2 separate regions of the Homo sapiens genome follow, and region 1 is linked to region 2. A link is an interaction called in ENCODE POLR2A ChIA-PET data of the cell type or tissue named here. Cell type or tissue: HepG2. All regions are shown on one strand. Links, peaks and the distances in the headings refer to the core of each region. The heading gives the core; the rest is flanking DNA.

Evidence for each region. Peaks named below come from ENCODE experiments on the same cell type or tissue, not always from the same donor. Only the 100,000 strongest peaks of a DNase experiment are listed, where the experiment ranks them.
Region 1: POLR2A ChIA-PET joins it to region 2 with 6 read pairs; 3 of 35 experiments call an interaction of 5 or more read pairs at or near these places.

The regions. Positions count from the first base shown.
Region 1 is chr12:115,903,766-115,906,682 of GRCh38, reverse strand. No RefSeq gene overlaps it. Among named protein-coding and RNA genes, the nearest start is that of LINC02463, 19 kb to the right of the region's middle. In HepG2, for the core only: no CTCF peak of the experiment used is centred there; no DNase peak of the experiment used is centred there.
Region 2 is chr12:115,838,877-115,841,793 of GRCh38, reverse strand. All of the region lies in intron 2 of LINC02463 (long intergenic non-protein coding RNA 2463), which reads left to right. Among named protein-coding and RNA genes, the nearest start is that of LINC02463, 46 kb to the left of the region's middle. In HepG2, for the core only: no CTCF peak of the experiment used is centred there; a DNase peak (open chromatin) is centred at 1,403.

The DNA.
Region 1 (2,917 bases), core at 189-2,688, 65 kb before region 2:
CCTCATAGCTTAGCTCCCACTTATAAGTGAGAACATACAATGTTTAGTTTTTCATTCCTGAGTTACTTCACTTAGAATAAGTCTCCAATTCCATCCAGGTTGCTGTGAATGCCATTAATTCATTTCTTTTTATGGCTGAGTAGTATTCCATCATATATATGTATGCCACTCGGCACAGTGGTCCGGGATGTGAGCAAGGGAGGAGAAACCCATTTGACAGCACTGCTCCAATACTTTAGTACAATAGTTTCCAGACTTTGGTATCTTATACACCAGAGTAATTTTTTAAAAATTAGAGGGTTTAACAGAAGGTTGTCAACTTTGTTTGACAGAAACTAAAATACACACACACACACACATACACATACATATACACACACACCACAGTTTCTTTATCCACTTGTGGATTGGGCATTTGGGCTGGTTCCACATTTTTGCAATAAGCAGCATCTACTTTATAATAAGATGATCGCTTCTGTCTTCGATGCCATCTCTGTGGTCCTTACAATGAGTTGTTTTCTGCAGTGAGTGGGTGTTTGTCCCAGCCACCACATTCTCTCTCTGGTATCCTTAGGGCATTTTTTTGTGAGCAGGCTTCCCTGTAAGATCACACAGGGCCTCAGAATCCCACTCGGCATAGTGGTCCGGGATGTGGGCAAGGGAGGTGAAACCCGTTTGACAGCACTGCTACAATACTTGAGTACAATAGTTTCCAGACTTTGGTATCCTATACACCAGAGTAATTTTTAAAAAATTAGAGGGTCTAACATAAGGTTGTCAACTTTGTTTTGACAGAAACTAAAAAATAAAAAATCCTTGCCATGTAAAATCATCTGTTCATTTTTTTAAAAACACATTTGTTAACACCAAAAGACTTGGAAAGACATTTTCAGAATATAGGGTCATGAACATGTTTAGCTTTACTTAAAAACAAACTTTTTTTTGGCTGGGTATGGTGGTTCACCTCTGTAGTCCCAGCACCTTGTGATGCCAAGGTGGGTGGATTGCCTGAGCCCAGGAATTCGAGACCAGCCTGGGCAACATGGTGAAACCACTTCTCTACAAAAAATACAAAAATTAGCTGGGCATGGTGGCACGTGCCTGTAATCCAGCTATTCAGGGGGCTGAGGTGGGAGGATCGCTTGAGCCCAGGAGGTGGACGCTGCAGTGAATGTTGCATTTCACCCAGTGCGCTCCAGCCTGGGCCACAGATCAAGATCCTGTTTCAAAACAAAAAAACAAAAATCAAATTTCTTCCCCTCATTGTTCCCATTTTGCTCTGGACACACAAAAATCTTCACTGTGAAATGACAACAGCTGGTGGACCACAGTGGCCAAAGCAGTGATAGATGGTGATATGTAGTGTGTCCATCTTCCTCTCTCTACAAATCACTTTCCATCTTAGAGGTTTGTAAAGACTTGTTTGTATGGCTTCGTAAGTAATTCTATGAACAGTCAACATCATTACCTTGGTTAATTGAAAACTTACATATCTCAGATCCTACTGGAAGCTCACTAAAAATGACAGTAAATAAATCTTCAAGAGCACAAACCTATAAGTTCAAAGAAAATAGAAGACATTAGATTTCACAGACTGTGATTCTCATCTTGGGTGGCCTTTCTGTATCCCTCTCTTTGTCTTTTGGTTTATAGTTATTTTTAAGTGACATATAATAACTTTATGTTCATGGGGTACATAGTGATGTTTCCATACCTACAATATGTAGTGAACTGATCAGGTAATTAGCATATCCATCTCAAACATGTATTATTTCTTTGTTTTGGGAATATCAATATATTCCTTCTAGCTATTTGAAACGATTTCAGATGTTATTGCTAACTATGGTCATCCCGCAGTGCTGTACTCTCTAGCTCTCCTATTTCCTTGCTGCAATGTTGTGAGATGCCCTAAAGAGAAACCCCGGCTGGGAGAAACTGAGGGTGGCCTCTAGCTACTGAGCAACTGAGGTTCTGAATCAGGTAGCTCATGAGGAACTGAATCCTGCCAACAGCCATGTGTGCAAGGTTGGAAGTGGTTTCTTCCCCCGTTGATCTTTGAAACGAGACTGCATCCCAGCAGATATGTTAGATTACAGCCTGTGAGAGACCAGGAGTCAGAGGACTTGGATAAGCTGTGTCCAATCTCCTGACCTATAGAAACCATGAGTCAGAGTCAAGCAACTGTAAAATAGAAGGTGTTTAAGCCATCAGGTTTTGGGGAAATTTATTGTGTAGCAGCAGATAACTGATGCAGGAGGGATGGGTAAAAAAGTCAACCATGAGCAAACAGATTTGTACTCTTAGCTTTTCAGAGAAGCTCAAAATTTGGAGACACCAGATACTGCTGAGTTTGGGAATGAGAGATGGGCTGAAAATAGATGAAAAGATACGTAAGGGGAGCTGGGCTCTCAGATCCCCTTTCCAACACTGCAAATGCAGGGGACTGCTTTCCCTTTACTTTAGCTAAAATGTGGAGGTTTGTACCTTGAGGATGGGGAGAGACATGGAACTGACAACAGGAAGATCCAGTGAAAATCTGCATGGTGAACAGAAAGGCCCCTGTTCACTTCCCTCACTTGGCCTCCAACCAGTAGCCAGAGGTCCTCTCTGGGACGACTGAGCATCCCAGCTACAACACCCACAGAAAATGCTTTCTGGGTGTCCCTCGAGGAAGGAGCTAGCTTGCCACCTTATTGCCCTCCCACGAAGCCCACAAGTTGAAAGCTCCACCTAAACAGACGGAACCTTCAATCAGTTTTTAGTGCCTCATATAACAAATGACATGCAGAGGTCAAATCTAACAAATCAGAAGGAAAGTGGAACTCAGAGGATACATAGACAATTCAGAAGGTAGAAAAACGTTTCTATAAACATCAGAATTAGTATCTTTAAAATCATGAAACAAGAACTGGATGCC
Region 2 (2,917 bases), core at 325-2,824:
TTCTGCCTGTCACACCTCTTTAATTTTCTTATTGTTTGAATAAAGCCTGCAGTCACGGTGTGTGCAGTGGGAAGAGAGAAGGGGGAAGGGGAAGGGCTCACCATGTATAGGGAGGACCTTTGTCAGTAGATCACACTTGAATGTGGGGTCATTGTCTAAAGCATTAGACTCAGCTTCAAGAGTCGATCTGTTTCCTGCTTTGCCAACCCAGACATGGCTATCCCTTAAAGAGGACTGAATATGTATGAATCAATGGCTGGGATTTGTTTTCCCACTGAGTGTGGAGCCTGTACCCCTGCCAGGGTAGACAGCGGGATGGTGCTCATGTCCCAGTGATATGTGGGAGTGAAGGCGCCCTTCCCTCCACTAGCCTCCCAAAGTAAATGGAGGCCAAACCTCTGCCTGATTTATCTCTTCTCCTTGATCCTCCCTTGCCTGCCCTCGGGTTTGAAACTCAGAAGGGAGAAAGAAGAGCCTGAACTTTCAGCACAGCTCTACTGCTCACAAGCTGTGGGACCTTCAGCATGTCGCCTCCTTGCAGCCACCCTGCTTTTCTGTAAATTGGGCATGATGAGAACACCTGCATTGCAGGCCTGTTGGGTGGATTAGACAAGGAAGGCATCTGCAAAGCACTTTGATATACTGTGCATACAGTAGGTGCTCAATAAATGCTTGCTCTTGTGCCCTTGCCCTATTCCGGCCATGACTTTACTTTGCATTACTCCATACCAGTCTCAGCTCTGCTATTACAGACAGAATGCCATTTTGAACTTGTCTTCAAGCTCATTAAAGAGTGTGCAGGCCAGTTGTGGTGGCTCACGTCTGTAATCCCAGCACTTTGGGAGGCTGAGGCAGGTGGATCATGAGGTCAGGAGTTTGAGACCAGCCTGGCCAACATGGTGAAACCCCATCTCTACTAAAAATATAAAAATTAGCTGGGTATGATTACCAAATCCCAGCCATTGATTCATACATATTCAGTATGGGTATGATGGCAGGTGCCTGTAATCCCAGCTACGCGGGAGGCTGAGGCAGGAGAATCATTTGAACCCTGGGAGGTGGAGGTTGCAGTGAGCCGAGATCATGCCACCACACTCCAGTCTGGGTGACAGGGTGAGACTCCGTCTTAAAAAAAAAAAAAAAAAAAAACCAGTGTGCAAGACTACAATATGTTCTAAGAAGCAGCGACTGAACTTTGATGCAGGTCCAGCACTTGTACCAGGCAGGCAAATTTGGCAAACACTCGGCAATAGCCTTAGTGGAGCTGCAGACACCCTTGGTCCAGCTTGAGGGCAGATCACCAAACCGGATCACGTCCCAGTAAGTCCTAACTAAAGATGCTCCCATCGGACTCACATACAGAGTATTTACTCAAGGAGTGTTTGCTGAACACCAACTCAGCGCCGGGCACGCGGGCTCGGTGGTGGAGATGACATCATTCCGCCTGGGTGGCTGTGCTGCCTGGGAGATAACTCATAGGCCATATGCACAGCTTGGGAGCACAGGAAGTCCTTTTACAGAACTTTCCACATTTTAGGAGTGAAGGATGATAGGAATGGGGCTTTGAAGCCCTGAGCCCTTAATAGGCAGAATCCTACATGGTGTTTACTTCACCCTCAGGCACCCCAGCCTCACTTAGCAGTGTTGCAATTAACACAATACCACTGTCAGAATAACCTCTAACCACAGCCCCGGCTACATCGCTCACCTCCTTGGTGGCTTCTCTCTACTCGTAGGATAAACCCAAGCTCCTTAGCCCTGAGGACTCCTTACAGGGTCCTCCCCAGCTGGGCACCCACCCACCCTCACTGCTATGCTCTGAATGTTTGCGCCCCATCCCTAATTTCTATGTTGAAATCCTTACCCTCAAGGTGATGGTATTAGGAGGTGAAGCTTTTGGGAGGTGATTCAGTCATGGAGGTAGAGCCTTCTTGAAAGGGATAAGTGCCTATGAAAAATGGATTCCCAGGAGGTGCCTTGTTCCTTCCACCACGTGAGGACACAGTGAGAAGGCGCCATCCACAAGCCAGAAAGCGGTCCTCACCAGACACCAAATCTGCCCTCATCTTGGACTTCCCAGACTCCAGAACTGTGAGAAGTAAATTCTTTTAGCCAGGTATGGCGGCTCATGCCTGTAATCCTTGCACTTTGGGAGGCCAAGGTGGGTGGATCAGCTGAGGTCAAGAGTTCGAGACCAGCCTGGCCAACATGGTAAAACCCCGTCTCTACTAAAAATACAAAAATTAGCCAGGCGTTATGGCTCATGCCTGTGGTCCCAGCTACTTGGGAGGCTGAGGCAGGAGAATTGCCTGAACCTGGGAGGCAGAGGTTGCAGTGAGCTGAGATCATGCCACTGCACTCCAGCCTGGGCAACAGAGTGAGACTCAGTCTCAAAAATAAATAAATTCTTTTTCTTTATAAGCTACTCAGTCTGAGGTATTTTGTTATAGCAGCTCAAATGGACTAGTTGGAAAATCTCTCTTAGCTTCATCCCTCTTTTCCACTCCTAGCAGCTAGAGTTTCTCTAATCTCCTCAAAGGCTGCATTTTCTCTCTCTCCTCTTAACCCTCTCCTTGGCTAGTCCCTCTGCCTTGAGCACTGTTCCCTCCCATCCTTTGCCTAGCCAACTCCAATCATCTTTAGGCTTCAGCATAAATCTCACTTCCTCCTGGAAGCCTTCCATGATACCTCCATGCTAGGTCGTCCTCCTGTGCCCTCCAGATGGCCCTGAGCTCTGTCTTTTCCAGAACTCATCACTTTGAATTATACCTGCCTCATCCCTGTCTGTCTTCCAGGAAGACTGGAGTCTCCTGAAGGTTGAAGCAGAGTCTGATTTGCTCTCGGTTGCATCTGCAGTGCCTGTATTAGTTTCCCAGAGCTGCAGTAATTAAATATCAAAAACTGGGTAGCTTAAAAC